Regions from separate parts of the Homo sapiens genome. Here region 1 is linked to region 2. A link is an interaction called in ENCODE POLR2A ChIA-PET data of the cell type or tissue named here. Cell type or tissue: A673. All regions are shown on one strand. Links, peaks and the distances in the headings refer to the core of each region. The heading gives the core; the rest is flanking DNA. Region 1 has its middle 49 kb from the start of LINC01491. Region 2 overlaps LOC124900354 (a long non-coding RNA gene).

Evidence for each region. Peaks named below come from ENCODE experiments on the same cell type or tissue, not always from the same donor. Only the 100,000 strongest peaks of a DNase experiment are listed, where the experiment ranks them.
Region 1: POLR2A ChIA-PET joins it to region 2 with 7 read pairs; 1 of 35 experiments calls an interaction of 5 or more read pairs at or near these places.

Annotation. Positions count from the first base shown.
Region 1 is chr15:47,793,011-47,801,353 of GRCh38, reverse strand. No RefSeq gene overlaps it. Among named protein-coding and RNA genes, the nearest start is that of LINC01491, 49 kb to the left of the region's middle. In A673, for the core only: no CTCF peak of the experiment used is centred there; a DNase peak (open chromatin) is centred at 4,373.
Region 2 is chr15:47,942,730-47,951,072 of GRCh38, reverse strand. All of the region lies in intron 1 of LOC124900354 (a long non-coding RNA gene), which reads right to left. Among named protein-coding and RNA genes, the nearest start is that of LINC01491, 100 kb to the right of the region's middle. In A673, for the core only: a CTCF peak has its summit at 5,992; DNase peaks (open chromatin) are centred at 1,082, 4,212 and 4,552; H3K27me3 peaks cover 244 bases.

The DNA of each region.
Region 1 (8,343 bases), core at 302-8,301, 150 kb after region 2:
TCATTCCCGAATGCCGCCTTCCATTACGCCCACATCCAGTCCATCAGCAAGGCCTGTCAGCTCTTTTTCCAGAATATGTCTTACGTGTGCACACTGCACTTCCTGTTTATCAACACTGCTCTGATCCACCATCTCTAGGTTATAGCTGTCCCCAACTGGCCTCCCTACTACCAGTCTTGCCCTTCACAAAGAAGCCAGAGTGATCTTCTCAAAATCACTTCTCAGATTATCACTGTAATCTCTCCCCTTCCCCATTTAAAAACACTCAAAATCCAAACAGAACATCATGAACTTTGACCTTTGTCTCCTTCTCTACCTCTATGTCTTCCTATTCATTCATTAAATGAATGAAAACTTCTCAACTCACTCACTCTACTCCAGCCCCATGGGCTCCTCCCATCGATGGGCCTCATTGTGGCCTCTTCTCTCCATCTGAAACTCTCTTTCCAGGATCACGTGGCTAACTTTCTCTGCTGAAGCATAATCTTTGAACAGACCTCAAAGATTTTGTCCAAAGACAGAACCTCCTCTGACCACGTTATCTGAAGCAAGTTGTCATACCAACCTCATATTATAATGTTCTCTAGGCCTGTTGCTACTGGAATCATCTTGTTAATGTTTCTTTTTCTTTGCTCCTGTATATATCACCACTGGAATATGAGCTTTAGAGAGCAATTACCTCATCTATTTTGTTCATACATTATAGATCCTCCACAAACTGAAGGAAATGACGGCAGAAGATATGACAAGTGCCATCTTCATTTCTGTGTTAATTCCTTTATTTTTATTTATTTATTTATTTATTTATTTTGAGATGGAGTCTTGCTCTGTCGTCCAGGCTGGAGTGCATTGGCGCGATCTCCACACACTGCAACCTCCACTTCCTGGGTTCAAGCAATTCTCCTGCCCCAGCCTCCCGAGTAGCTGGGACTACAGGCATGTGCCACCACGCCTGGCTAATTTTTGTATTTTTAGTAGAGATGGGGTTTCACCACGTTGGTCAGGCTGGTTTCAAACTCCTGACCTCAGGTGATCCACCTACTTTAGCCTCCCAAAATGCTGGGATTACAGGCATGAGCCACCATGCCCAGCCAATTCCTTTATTTTTATAATATTTATAATGCCAAAGAGAATGTTGAAAACTATGCAGCTGGGCGCAGTGGCTCACGCCTGTAATCCTAGCACTTTGGGAGGCTGAGGCGGGTGGATTACCTGAGGTCAGGAGTTTGAGACCAGCCTGGCCAACATGGCGAAACCCCGTCTCTACTTAAAAAAATACAAAAATTAGCTGGGCATGGTGGCACACGCCTGTAATACCAGCTACTTGGGAGGCTGCGGCTGGAGAATCACTTGAACCTGGGAGGCGGAGTTTGCAGTGAGCTGAGATTGTGCCACTGCACTGCAGCCTGGGTGACAGAGCGAGACTCCATCTCAAAAAAACAAAACAAAACAAAAACCTAACTATGCTGGTTGGAAAATGCCATATAAATGGACTCATGCTTAGACTGTGCTTGGGTCAACCATAATTCCAGCATGCTGGGGCAGCAGGTGATGCTGTGGGGAGGAATCAGGGCTATCTGCTCCTACTCTTGCCATTGTAGTTCAAGGTGGAGAACCCAAACTGCCCACCTTACAGGTAAATGAATGAGTCTGTGGTGTCATGTGAAAAAGAAATGAGGTTTAATCAATAAAATCACTGATTTGCCCAAGAAAAGGAAAAATTCTTCTCCTGGTTTCATTTTTTATTTAGGGATAGTTCACTCAAGATCAGAGCCAGTGTCCCATGTAGACAGAGTGACCCATCTGGGAAGTCTACCTTCCTAACTTGAGAGCAAAAGTGTTGGAGAATAGATTTCAAAACTATGCTATGGGTTGTCCAACTAAGAAAGGATGATAAAAACAAGACCACAACCTAAGAAATAAAGAGATGTTTCTTGCAGTGACTTCCCTGCCTTCATCGTGAGTCCTCTTGCTCTGCCAGTCCCCTGTCAGCGTTCCCATAGGATTCTGTTTTCCTTTCCCTCATCTACACTCATCTACATCCAAAGTTTTTAAGGACTATTCACGTATCAATTGCTATCTTCAATTAAGATTGTTTTCCTGTGCTGCAAACTTTTATCTCCACTTGCCAGGTAGTTTTTTTGTTTTGTTTTGTTTTGTTTTTTTAATTAGTAGCCTTATTGAGGCAACACTGACCTACAATAAACATCATATATTTGAGGGGTACTATTGGATACATGTGATATGTGTTTACAGCTGGAAAAGAATGACCATAATTGAGATAATGAACACAATCATTACCTCCAAGTTTCCTTGTGCTTCTTTGTCATTCCTTCTACTTCTCCTTCACATCCCCAGGGAAACACTGATCTGCTTTCACTATAGATTATTTTACATATTCTCAAATTATATAAAGGAAATGATTCAGTGTGTACTCTTTGTTGTCTGGCTTCTTCCATTCAGCTTAATTATTTTGAGATTCATTCATGTTGTGGGTATCAATAACTCATTTTGTTTAATTTCTTAGTAGCATTCCACTTTGTGGATATACCACAGTTTGTTTATTCAATCACCTGATGATGGACATTTAAGTCATTTCCAGTTTATGGCTTTTACAAGCAAAGCTGCTATGAAGATTTGTGTACACATATTTGTATGATCTTATCCCTCTTAGATAAATACCTAGGTGTGAAATATTTAACTTTTAAATAAACTCTAAAATTGTATTTCAAAATGGTTGCACCTAAATTACATTTCCACCAGTAGCATCTAAGAGTTCCAGTTGCTTCCACATCCTTTCCAAAACTTGGTTAGGCCAGTCTTCTTATTTTTAACAATTTTAGTAGGTGTACTTCCTTAATTCAGAGCATCATGACATCTTCCCTGAATCATTACAGCCTCTTGCCCTCTGCCCTCTTCCATACCTTGTCTGTATGCTATACTTTAAGATACTACTCAGGTCTGTGATATCTTTCCACATTTCTTGCCACCTAAAAAACTCTCACCTTCCGCAGAATTTGCCACTCTCTCTTCAGCACCACGTCCATATTCCATAACAGACATACCTTGGAGGTGCTCCTATTCCTGTGCTTATCAGTTTAACTATCTCACTGCACAGTAATGGTTTTCTGCCTCTTTCCTACTGCAGATTGTTAGCTTGAGGTCAAGGGCTAGGTTTTATTCATCTTTTCATGCCCAGTTCGTTTTACACTCAGCACAGAGCCTGACACATAAAAAGGACTTATTGTTTCTGAAGGATGGAGTGAAAGAAACCCCTGAGTTTCCACTTAAGGTGAACTTGATATTTCTAATTATTACAAGACTCTTCAAAAAAATTTTAATGAGTTGAGGATATGCTCTATGTCCAATTTTATCTATACAATGAATAACGATATTTTCTGTTTTCATTTTCTTTTCAAAAGATGAATTAACTATTCATCATGTTATCTGAGAAATTTACTTCCATAAAAGGGGTGGCTAAATTGGTTATTAATATTTTCTTATATATATATATATATACGTATATATGTGTGTATGCATGCATACACACAAATACACACACACATACCCCACACACATTTACAGTTTTTCAGTGTGTCCTCCTGTACATTGGAAGATTTAGTCAATAAGACAGTCAATAAGATCTTTTATTTCTTTTACTAAAGAGACAGGGTCTCACTCTGTCACTGAGACTTGAGTGCAGTGGCACGATCAGAGCTCACTGCAGTCTTGACCACCTGGGCTCAAGCAATCCTCCCACCTCAATCCTCCCACCTCAACCTCTTCCCACCCACCTCAAGTAGCTAGGACTACAGACACCACCACAGCTGTCTAATTTAATAAGATCATTTTGACTTCATTTATTCTTTTCTCAGTGCTACAGTTGCTGTCTTTAAATAATGCCTCTAACTATTATAGATTTTTTTGTCTGAAAAATTCATCTTAAAAATGAGAAAGAAAAGAAAAAATTAAACACAGCATTGCCTTAAGTGCATTTTAATTCACAACAACTGTTATTAAAAGTTTTCACTTTATTAAGGGACAGTGAGTTATACCACAATTCAAAGTGAAATTTAAAATAAGATGATCAAATAGCTTCTCTTTCTTTAATAATTTCTCTCCCTCATGAAAGTACCATTTATAGTGAAATACGGTATTCATATTTCTGAGAAATAAACCAGAAAAGGCCACTAGCAAAAGATGATTACACATGATGTTTCCATTAAGAATTTCCATTCCTTTCAAGTTTCAGATCTACAATTTAAGCACTTACAACCCAAGGGAAAAAAGAATTCTAGGGTTGCTCAGCCCCAGTTTACAGCATGAAGCAGAACTCTTGTGTGGATGCCCCAGGGACCTCTACAAAAACCTCGTAACTGGAGCTCACGAATACTTACTACCACTCCCTACTGGGACTGAAACACAAACTGTTTAAGTGAAGTAAGGCAGATGGAACAGAATAAAAGGGATTATTTTGCATCACTCTCTCATAATGTTCATCTTTCCTTTTGCTAAGTCAAGTATCGATAGCTAGCTGATGTTTTACTTTAATGATTTTTTCACTATGTGTGTGTGTGTAGATATATACATACATACATATATATATATATAATGCCCATCTCAGGCTTTACCAGCCAGTAAGCACAAATTTTTAACACCTAAATCCATTAGCTTATATTTAACTGCATGCCCCATCCCACTCCAGGGTAATTGGACTTGTTATGCCTTATCTTTTTTTTTTTTTTTAAATAGACAGGCTCTTGCTTTGTTGCCCCGACATGAGTGCAGTGGTACAATAATAGCTCACTGCAGCCTCAGCTCCTGGGCTCAAGTGATCTTCCCACTTCGGCCTTCCAAAGCTCTGGGATAACAGACAAGAGCCACTGTGACTGGCCTGCTTTTCAATTTTGTACTCAGTATTTCCTGGAGACTCTGAAGCCTTGCCCTGATGTTTCTAGAGAGAGACTGTTAGGATTCTAGAATATGGCTCCAGTCTCTACTACTGTTCCCCGAATCCTGCAGTAATTGAACATTAGCTGTTCTCCATGTCAATGAAACTGGAAGCCTACCTCAAGCCCTGATGCCAGAGATCCTAATCACCACTCTTGCAAAGTCAGAAGAAGAGGGAGGAAGGCAGGATTTCCTGCAGAAACTCAGCTTGAGCCTTAAAATATCACAGCAATTAGCGATCCAGCTCTTCTTTTTCTCTAGGTGGTAGATCTAAGCCTGTATTAGTAGCCCATAGACAAGCAGTTTCTCAGAGTTCTGAGGGCGGAAATCTGCTTGCATCACTATAACAGTGACTATCTCTTCACTACCTGAGGTTTAAAGCGGTGTACCAGACATTCCTAGGGCAATACTTTTGAAGTAAAAGGGGGAAAATGGCTTCACTTTTAGTTTGGAAAGGAAGGTAGGCTCCCAGAGCAAGGTTGCATGAATAGCTCTCAAGTATTTAGAGATATGTAATCCTTTCAAGGTACATAAACATGTATGCACACATGCATACACACTGCCACTGTAGCTGGATGCAGCAGATTAGAGATGGTGGCAAGTTCTTTCACAGGCTTCTTATGGAGAGGTGGTGGCTATTTGCCCTCCCCGTGAATCTGGGCTGGCCTGTGAGTGTTTCACCAATAGAGTATAGTGCAAGTGAATCTATGTTAGATGTAAGCCTAGCCTTTAAGAGGACTGGTAGCCACTGCCTTGGCTTCTTTGAGCACTGTGCCTGACTAGTACCCTGTTTGAGAAAGTTTGTGGAGAGGCTCTGAGCCTACATGAAGAGGAAGAGGACTGAGGCATGTGGAGTGAAGCCCGTAGACCCTCCAGCCCAGCCCAGTCACCACTTGAATACCAGCGACCCCAGTCAACTCCACATGATGCAAAGAAATCAGCCAATTCTTGACCCATATAAAATGATCCTTATTTTAACTTATCATGTTTTGGAATACCCTATCATGCAACATAGATTCCTGGAGCCCTAGTTAAGGACAAATATTATAGGGTCCTCCAGGCTGTGTTCAGAGCTCCCATCCCCTTTTAAGAGCAGTTCCGCTTCTCATCCTCCTCTCTAGACTCTTTCCACTGGGTGCAGATCTGTGGGGACCTTGAGACCAACCAGCCTCATTAGATGAGTTTCAAGTTTTCCCCAACTAGATTCAATTACTACATGCAAAGGGGTACACTCAAAATAATGGAGCTCCATTCTCTGCCCAGGCAGGACACCCTGTTTCATGTACTTTATTGGTTGCCATGATCGCTATTTTAAAGTTTTATAAAATATTAGGAGATGAGATTTGATCAGGAGAAAAAAGTACATCTTTTCAAAGCTCTTCTTAGAATTTGAGAGGAAGGAATTATTCAAGGATGGGAAATGCATGAGTAATTACATTACTTTAGTCTTCCTTATTTTTTCTTTGTAATCATTAAGTTTTCTCTTCCCCAAAGCTCACATCCTAAACCCTGTGCTGCATTTCAGAATAAATCCCAAAGTTCTCAATTATTAGTCTCTGTTAGAACTATTTTCTCCTCATTTTCTCTTTCTGTTTCCCTGCTAAAATTAGCATTTCTACCAGGGCTCTGTAGTTAACTTAGTACACCGTTCCAGCTCTGAGTCAGATGCCAAGAACACCTTTTCTGTCTGGCTGCCAGGGTGCCTGCATTGATGTACTATGCTGAGGACATCAATATGATGTTCAGTGATGCATAGTTGTTTCTATTCTAAGGGATATATTTGACTGTTTATAGAGCAGCAAGAAACAGCCTAATGCTCACCTGCTGACAAAATGAACATGGATAAGATGCTTCTAGATTTCTGGTATAGATGCTTGTGAGCAGTGATGAGCTAAGTTGAGGTGTGGCTTATAGCAGGCAGGAACTCACTGAATCTCAGATTCTCAGATGACCTTTTCATCTGGGCAGGAAGACAACTTTCCTTAGCTGGGCAAAAGTAAGAAGGGTTCAGGAATTTGATGTGTCAAATTCACCATGACTCATTTATCAGAGTGGCGGGGGGGCGGTTAATTTTTTTTATCTTTTTATATCAAGTTGCAGGATATTAGCCAAAAGCCCAAAAAAAGAAATCAAACTGGATGAAGGAGAATTGAATGCATTCATTAGGACTTGTTCCTAGTTACACAAAAACTAGGGTGGCTGTAGGATTTATTATACAGATGAGGACACTTTGACACTACTAACAATTATACCATGACAGCAGGTGTGTAGGCTTGGACGGCCCTAGGCAAACAGGGATGCATTTCCACCCTTGAAATAGCCCAACTCAAGTTGTCTTAAGGCAATAAAGGAGATTCACTGGGCTGCATTAGAAGAAATGCAAGGGTTAGGTGGGCTTTGAAACAACTCGACCAGTTTCTCTTAATGTCTCTATTCTGCCTTCTGGATGGTAGCCTTTTATATATATAAATAAATATTTCCCTAGCAATCAGACTGAGAATATAGCAGTTTTATTTCAAGACTGGTTCTTCTTGTGGTCATAGATGGATGCCAGTAGCAGTTGGCATGTTTCCTTTTTCACATTCAGCAACAGAAAGAACACCTCAATCCCAGCATTCTAAGCAAGAATTGCAAGGCTCAGACACGTCAATGCCCACTGCTATAACTGACAAGGAAGTGGAATGTCGTGTTTGGCTTCAACCAACGAGGGCTGGTTGGAGCTTTGAGTAAGTTCCGTTTCTTAACAAGCACTCAGGACAGTTTGGGGATGAGTGATTTTTTTTTTCCATGAAAATTCTGGGTAAAGTTTTTTTAAAAAAGAGTGGGAATGAATACTGCATAGGTAAGCAGCAAATATCTGCTCTATTGGAAACAAGCCTGAAATTTAATAAAGTAGCTTTCTTGGTGCCCTGAAAGTTAAAAGAGAGGGACTCTGATGTCAGACTTTCTACGTGTAAACCCAGGTTTTACCCTTAATAACCACGTAAACTTGTACCAGTTGTTTAACCTAAGTCTCATTTCCTCAAACTGGAAAATGGGGATAATGCTAATAACTGCCTTACATGTTTGCTGTGAGATTAAACAAGACAATGTATGCAAAATGCTTATGACACTTATGACAGAGCCTGTCATATTGTGAGAGTTTAATACATGTTAGCCTCTATTACAATAGTCATTGAAGTGATTGTCTAGTAGGATGTTCATGAGAATGTGTGAGGAAATTCTAAGGTATCAGCAGTAAATAAATTCATGTACTTAGTTGAGGGAGAAATAATGAAGGCAGGAATAAGAACTGAAGGAACTAGGGTGTGAGGGCGGCATCTGGGAGAGAAGAATGATTCCAAGTAAGTAGATGAGTAGAGTCGGGGTTCAGAAAATTTAAAATGATTCCCG
Region 2 (8,343 bases), core at 17-8,016:
ATTATCTCAACAAATGGAAATACATCTATTCTTAAGACTCAGCTTGAACTAACTTCTTTCTTTAAAATGCTTAGTGCTTTTCTTGTGGTACTTCTCATATTCTAACTTGGAGGAGAAGGAGGAAGAGGAAAAGAATGGAGAAGATGGGAAGTGGGGATGGGGCTATAATTTATGTGCCAGGAAGTGTGCTAGGCACTTTACATTGATTGATTTAATTTTTGCAACATCATTATTCACTTCATAGATGTGGAAACTGAGGCTAAGAAAATTTTGTTTACTTGCTCATACTTTATAAAGTACAAGAGCTTCTCACTTCAAAGTCCACAAAGTCAATACTGAGCAATGATCTAGCTCAGTGGAAGGAGCATTGGACAGAGAGTCAAACAATTCTCTGCTTGAATTCTGGCTTTGGCATTTCTTGGTTCCTTCCAGCTGGCCCTAGGGTGTGGCCATCTGCCTGTGGTTCAGAATATGGCCAGGCGATGGAAAGGAGGAGGGATGAGCATGAGAGATGCAAAGGGCAAGGACCTGCAGTGTTTTAAGGACGGTACCTGGAGGGAAAGTAGAGCTTCCAGGGAAGGTGTGTAATATATAATCTGTAATTCTATGTGGCCTTGAGTCCAACTAAAAATCAGAGGAGAATGAATTTAGGGATCTGCTTTCTCTGCTATGTAACCATAATGGACATCTATTGTTTTATCGTGCATTTCCCCTTTTCCAGTTACAGTAATTTGCTTTTCCTCTGGGCACCATCCTTCCCCATCTTGCAATCCATGAGCTTCAGGTGAATCTTATTCCAGACTCCAGGGGAGGACAGATGTTCCAGGTCCAGCCAGTCAGAGAGGGATATATCATTCTAGCCAGGCCAAACGCACCAAAGTGGACCAAGTCCTGAGACTTCACTGGAGAAACTGGCCAAGAGAAGTGCCCTCCCTGACACAGACTGGAAGCTCTGAATAGATAAACAGGTCTGCAGAGACTAAAGCGATCCCAGGCGGAAGCACAGCTGTGAGGCACAGAGGTGGGTCCTGATGACACCACTTGAGGCCCCAGATCAAGCCCTGCTGGAGGCTAGGATCTACCCCCTGCATGTTTTATTTATGAGCTTTAGTAAATTTCTTATTTTGCTTAAGCTACTTTGAATAGGGTTTCCTGTTCCTCATGGGGTGCTAAATAAACAGATTAAAGAAATGATCACTATTAAGATACTCATCTATGAATTTTCCACACCAGCATAACTCTTTGTACGTAATAGATTTTCCAGGATTGATGACTGCGAGAAGGAAAGAAAAAAATGTTTAAGTAACTGAATGAGACTCAGAACAACTCCGTTAAATTAGAAGAATTTCATTAGCCTTTTTTTTGTTCCCGATATTCTCTCGGACCGTGTTTACATTTAGGAGTCACAATTATGAAAAACTAGGCCAGATGGCCTGAGATATTTGTTAGAGCTCATCTCAAGACCTTGAAAAGACACCAGAAAGGGAAGATCTCCCCAGTTCCAGCCAGGCTGTGTCCATATGTGGACATAAAGCCATTCCCAAATAGTTTCCAACTAAACATTTTATTTTCACTCATCATCTATTGCTTGTCTTCCTGGTGATGGCATACAGTGAGGGCAACATTTCAGTGTTGCCAGATGGTGTCCTCATGTAGATAGACAGCTCCGGCTCAGGTCCAGGGGCAAGGGGAAGGAGAAGCACTTCTGCATCAGGCCCTTCAATGGAGGAAAATCAGAAATTCATTCAAGCATTTGTTACTTATCCCCATTTTACTTCCAAAACAGATCTGAGTGGGCTTTCAATAAAAGGCATGTGTACCATAGATTTGTTAAACAAGGATAAGGAAACAAGTGCCATACAAGAAAGGGCAGTTATATCTATCAATTACAAACACTGGAAATGACAGCTACATGTATGGAGGTTTATCATGAGCACAGTTAAGTGCACTGTTCTGAGCACTTAACTTGTACATTCCATTTAATTCTCACAATAACTCTATGATGGCAGTTCCTATCATTATTTGCATTTTATGATAAGGGAACTGAGTACAGAGAGGTTTAGTGATCAGCTCACAGTCATACATCAGTTTTATATATATATATATATATATATATATATAAAACATAGCTGAGCCAGAATTTGAATCCATATAGTCTAATTCAGGACATGGGCTAGGCAGAGATAAGGGTCATCGTTTGAGAGCCCATCAGCGGGGTTTGAATCCCTGCTATTCTGCTTACTAGCCGATGACTCTAGCAAGTCACTTCCCTTCTTTAAGCTTCAGGTTGTACATCTATAAAATGAAGGTAATGATACTTGTCTCCTGGTTTTGCATTGAAGACTAACAGAGATAAACAATGACTGGTACAAAGTAAGTATGAGATACATAGAACTATGTATTGCAACCCTTTGTTATCTTGTTTAAATAATAATCTAATACTATTCCAATAATCTAACCATAAATAATCTAATGTTAAATAAATGCTAGATTATTAGCATTAGCCATAGAACCAGGAATGCCTTTTCTTCTTTCCAATGTCATTTGTAAAGAATATCATTTATCTTTGACCACTTCATTTTGGTGGCATTGCCAATCTTGTACCTCCATGACAAATGACAAAACTTTAAAAAATAAGAGAATATTCCAGGGCTTCAAACTGGACAAAAGAGAAGCAGTGATGGGATGTGAAATAATAACACAGTGCAGAGCACATGTCTGTCAGTTTTCCTTACTGAGTATGCAAATCCCCAATAAAGCTCATCAAATACAAAAGTAGGATTTAGCTGGTATGGCCCAGCTCCCCTTTGCTGTGTGCTTGGGAAATTAGCTTTTCTTTTTGTTCAGCGAATAAATAACAGACTCCCTAACTGAGTGTCCTCAGAACCATAAGAAAGAGTGACATTGTCATTCAGGGCTACTGACACGAGAAAAAGATGGGGCTCTGAAGTCAACTAGCAAGTGATGATGCAGCGGGATGGTCCTGTGATAGAGATCATGAAGGGGATGTCACCAGTGGCCTGAATACACTCTTATGTTAATTGTGTGTGGAAAGACACAATGATGTACAAGCAGCCTGTGCTTAATTACTTGAAAAGCCTTAAGTTCAAGTACTCGTGTGTGTGTGTGTGTGTGTGTGTGTGCGTGTACGCGAGCGCCTGTATGCAGGTATGCATTCCTTTAAGTCAAATAACCAAAAGTCGGTGAGGGGGAATCATATACTTTTGATATTAATTCTGTTTCTGCAAACTTCGGGCGTGAGCAGTCCACTTTGTGTCATTCTGAACATTGCTGACCAGGTCAAAGGGTCAAGCAGGAGCATGTGGGTTCAGGATAGAATGTCCTGCGCCTTGCTTTTTGGGATCTTGATCTTAATCAGGCTAGGACAGTCAGGCCCCTGCTCGAATTACTCATTAATCTAATAGAGCTCCTTCTAGGGGGAAAAAAGCAAAAATAACTTCCATTGAAACCCTTGACTTGAGGCTTCTACTTAAGGGAGGAGGCAGTGTCCCTGGGAGCCTCCTTGAGGCTTGCAGAAACATGCTCAATTCAGGGACTAAGCTGATTTTATTTTTATTTGAGACAGAGTCTGTCGCCCAGGCTGGAGTGCAGTGGCGCGATATCGGCTCACTGTAAGCTCCGCCTCCCGGGTTCACTCCATTCTCCTGCCTCAGCCTCCCGCGTAGCTGGGACTACAGGCGCCCGCCAGCACGCCCGGCTAATTTTTTGTATTTTTAGTAGAGACGGGGTTTCACCATATTAGCCAGGATGGTCTCGATATCCTGACCTCGTGATCCACCCAACTCGGCCTCCCAAAGTGCTGGGATTACAGGCGTGAGCCACCACACCCAGCCTAAGCTGATGTTTTATCTCTGTTCCCTCCTCCCCTACTAGTCTCACATCTATTTTTTCCCCTTTTTCTTACTTTCTTCATTTCATCTTTGTCTTCTATCTCTTTCTTCATTCTCTTGTTCATTTTTCCTTTCTCCTTTTCCTTATTTTTAAAACATTCCCTAATATGTTTGTGCTATACAACCAGCGGAAGCGATAAAGAGGTTGGGGAAGTAACTCATGCCAACTTGAGATCCGGGCCATGCTAACCATTTCTCAGGTTTGCATTAAATCCAGACTCAACTCAAGCTAATTCCATTACTCAGGCGTGTCATGGCACACTCCTAAAGGTTAGCATTCACTGTAGCAAAATAAAACACTATGTGGTATGATTTTATTATATCCGGTGATACACACGAATGATTAAGAGAAAACCCAAAGAGCTCTTCTTTCTTTAAACGCTTTCCAGTTTCTAGAATTAATATAAATGTATTGCAGCTGATGGGCAGGACTCCTGGGTTTTCCAGTTTCTTCAATTCAAGACATCTAAAGTTAAATGTTCTTGTTAACGGAGGTAAACTTAACTCTGAGCCAAAGGCAGACAAATCACCTCAAAAATTGCCTTTTAGTAAAAGGCCTAAATGTAACTTGTTCTATTGCCATGTGGTCTCAATTCACAAGAAAAAAAAATTGTAGAAAGAACACGGTGACTTCACCAGCTGTAATCACTCTGAAAAGACATTCAGTTTCTGGATTTCACCAGACTCTGCTTGGGGAATGACATGGTCCTGTTAGTAACAGGTAGTCCCCAGGGGCTCTGCCTACAGCTGAGTGAGTGATGTGTTTTTACCTCCAGCATGGCAAGCTACTGGAAAGCCCTTCATAGCCTCTGCAAGGGCTTGGAGAGGTGTCTGGGGAGAAAGCAAAGTTTTTAAAGGGTTGGCTGGTCTTCTGGGGTTTCACTGGCTTGCCAGAATGCTATTCCACTTCATCTTAAAAATAATATTTCGATCCCAGACCATACCATGTTTCTGGCTAAATGTTACACTTGACAAGCTTTACGCAAATTACCATACACAGTCACATACCGTTTGCAGCTGATTCCATTTTTAGCAATGTCAAAGGGAAGAAGGAATCTCAGAAGGGTGAGTGCATTTGATACGCCTGATACTGCTCTCTGAAGGTCAACTCCACACATGCCTTCCCCGTAGGCCAGCATTCCCAGCCTCTTCAGACAGCTCCCTCCTGCATGACAAACTTCTGGGCTCTGCAAAGTCTCCCCTCCCAGACCTGATCCATTTCCTTCTCCTTCAGGCCAAGGAGGAAATCTAGATGGTTCATTTCAAGGCTAATCTTTGATACCCATGGTCCTCCACTTCCATTAATGAGAGTGGCCTGCTAAATTGCTAGTCTAATTTGTGTCTCTGGAAAAGAGGAAGGAAAGGTGACAGTTATGAATGCAATCTGTGTGTGTGCTTGCATGCATGGGTGTCTTTGTGGATCTGCATCAACATTCGTGTCCCCAGCCACAGCCTTTTTGGAATTATCTTTGTGTAAAAGCACAAGTTAGGGTGAATTCAGGCTTGGAGAAGAAATCAGCACCACCTCTCATAGCTTACCCTGGAGACCGTTTATATGCTGACTAGAAGCTTACCTCTCTGTTTTTCTTCCTTTGTTTTCAGTTTTACTATGAAATACTACAAACATACAAAAGAAGGAATATAATGTGTATAATATGAATGAACATATACATATTTATATACACATTCTCATTTGTGTGTATATGTATCTGTGTATAATATTTAACATAAAGTGAACACTTCATATGTAGCATACTGCTTCAGACAAAAAGGACCACAATAGGTTACCTACATCTTTGAGGCAACCCCAGTTGAATTCTGTTCCTCTCCTCCTAATGTTTATAATTCCCTCCTGTTTTATTGCATTTTGTTACATGTGTAAGTTTCCCTAAAATAGCTTTGTTACATCTATGTGTTTTTAAAATTACATAAATAGAATACTTTATGTGATTGCTATTTGCTTTTTCCACTCAATATGACTTTGGGATTTATCTGTGGTAATAGTCATGACTGTAGTACTCATTTCTACCACTGTATAGCATTTTATGCTATAGCTGCACCCCAGCTTATTACCCATTCTACTGTGTATGGGCATTGTGCTCCTCCTGGTTTCATACCAATATGACCAGTGCTTCTGTGATCATTCTCCTGTCTGATTCCTTGTGCACATATGCAGAATTTTCTCTAGGGCACAAAATATGTGTGAAAGAGCAGGGCCGTGGGGTAGGTCCACCATCAGTTTTATTGCCTCGTGCCAAATTGTTTTCCAAAGTAGTTGTATAAATGTACATCCCCACTGGCAATATATGAAAGATCAGCCTGTCCTACAGCCTTGCCAACATTTGGGGTTGCCAGACTTTAGAATGCTTGCCAATCTGATGTGTATGAAAGAGTACGTCATTGGGATTTTAATTTGTACTTCTCTGAATACTAACGAGGCTGAGCACCTTTTCATATGTTTATTGGTTGTTTATATTTCCTCTTTTGCATTCATGTCTTTTGGCTATTTTTCCTCGGGGTATTTTTTTTTGTCTTTTATTTGATATACAAGTCTTAAAAAAACTATATTCTGTTTGTTTTTTTTCCATGTGATAAATGTCTTTTTACTTTCTGTATTATGCCCTTTGATAAACAGAAGTTTTAAATTTTTATTTAGTCAAAATATATTTTCTGCCGTGGTTACCTTTTTCATCATGTTTAAGGAATCATACCTGACATCAAGATCATAACAGTATTTTTCTGCTTCATCTACTAAAAGTTTTCAAGTTTTGTTTTCATACTTAAGCATTTAATACATCTGTAATTGGTTTCTATGCGTGGCATGGGAAGAAAAATTTTTTGTTTCAAATGGATGACCACGTATATATAAGTCTGCTTTGGCTGCCATAACAAAATATTACAACGTGGTATTTTGGATGGAGTAATCAACAAAAATTTATTTTCTCACCATTCTGGAGGCTAGAAGTCTAAGAGCAAGGTGCCATCAAGTTGGTTTCTGGTGAGAACTCTCTTCCTGGCTTGTAGACTGTTGCTTTCTCCCTGTGTCTCCACATGGCCTCTTCTCTTTGTGCTCACAGAGAGAGAGAGATCTCTGTTGTCTCTTCTTACAAGGGCACCAGTCTTGTCAGATCAAAGTTCCATCCTTATAACTTCATTTAACTTGTATTACCTTCTTATAGCTCCTATCTCTATTTAAATACAGTCACATGAGGAGTTAGAGCTTCAACATAGTTCTGGAGGGACACAATTCTGTCCATAACAAATGCCTCACCACATTACTATTTACTGCACAGTGTACGTTCCCCCCTCTCCCACCTCTGTCACATATCAGGTTTCCATATATGTGGGGTTCTGTATTATACAGAGTTCCATTCTGAGTTCTACATTATGTTCCATGGATCTATTTGCTACACTTGTGCCAAGATCATGCTCTTAACTATTAAAGCTGTGCAATAAGTTATGATTTTTGTTAGTCTTTTTGTCTTATTATTCTTCCTTAGGATTATAACAACTACTCTAACCTTTTGTTCTTCTACATGAATTTTAGAATCAACTTGTCAACTTCCACTAAGAACCCAATACGAATTTATATTAGAATTTTCTCAAATCTACAAATCAATTTGGAGAGAATGAATGTATTTACAATAGTGATTGTTTGGATCTTTGAACATGCTGCCTGCTTTCTTCTGTCCCTTTCTCTCTCCTTTTTCTCTTCCTCCCTCCCTTGCTTTCTATCTTCCTTTTTTCCTTCCTCCTTTCCTTTTTCCTCTCTTCTTCTTTCCCTCCCTTTCCCCATTCCCCATTCTCTCTTCACAGGCAAATATTCTAATTTGTTTGATGTGAATCTTTTGGTTTGTGTTATTGTAGCATATGTTTCAGCATGTATTTTAATTTTTTAAATGATATTGCATAATATATTTCTCTAATTCTTTTCTTCTCAGCCTTGTTTTTCACATATATTTAGGTGTTTTTATGCATATCTAGGCATTCTAACTGCTGCAAAGAACTCCAAAATGTGAAGCTACTTTATCTTACATATTCGCTCCTCTAGTTATGGTTACCTAATTATGGTTATAGGAATATTCCAACTTTGTTACTTATAAACCTGGAAATTTATAATTTTTTTCTAGAAATGTATTAATATCTATTCTTATAAACTTGGTAACATAATTTTTTACTGCCATTAAGTACTAACTATACTCCCTTATTAAATTTTAATCTATGCTATATCTGCAGTTAGAGCGCTTTTTCATTTCTAGCATTTTCTGTGTGTTCTTCCTTGATTTTTCTCTTGACTGATTTTCCCATAGGTTTGGTTATTTTATTAACCTCTTTCTAAGCTGTCTTTCAAATTTTTGGTTCTTTGTGTGATAACTTTGTTTTCCATTTCATCTACCATCTTCGCTGTTATTAGAGACTTTGTGATAAAGAA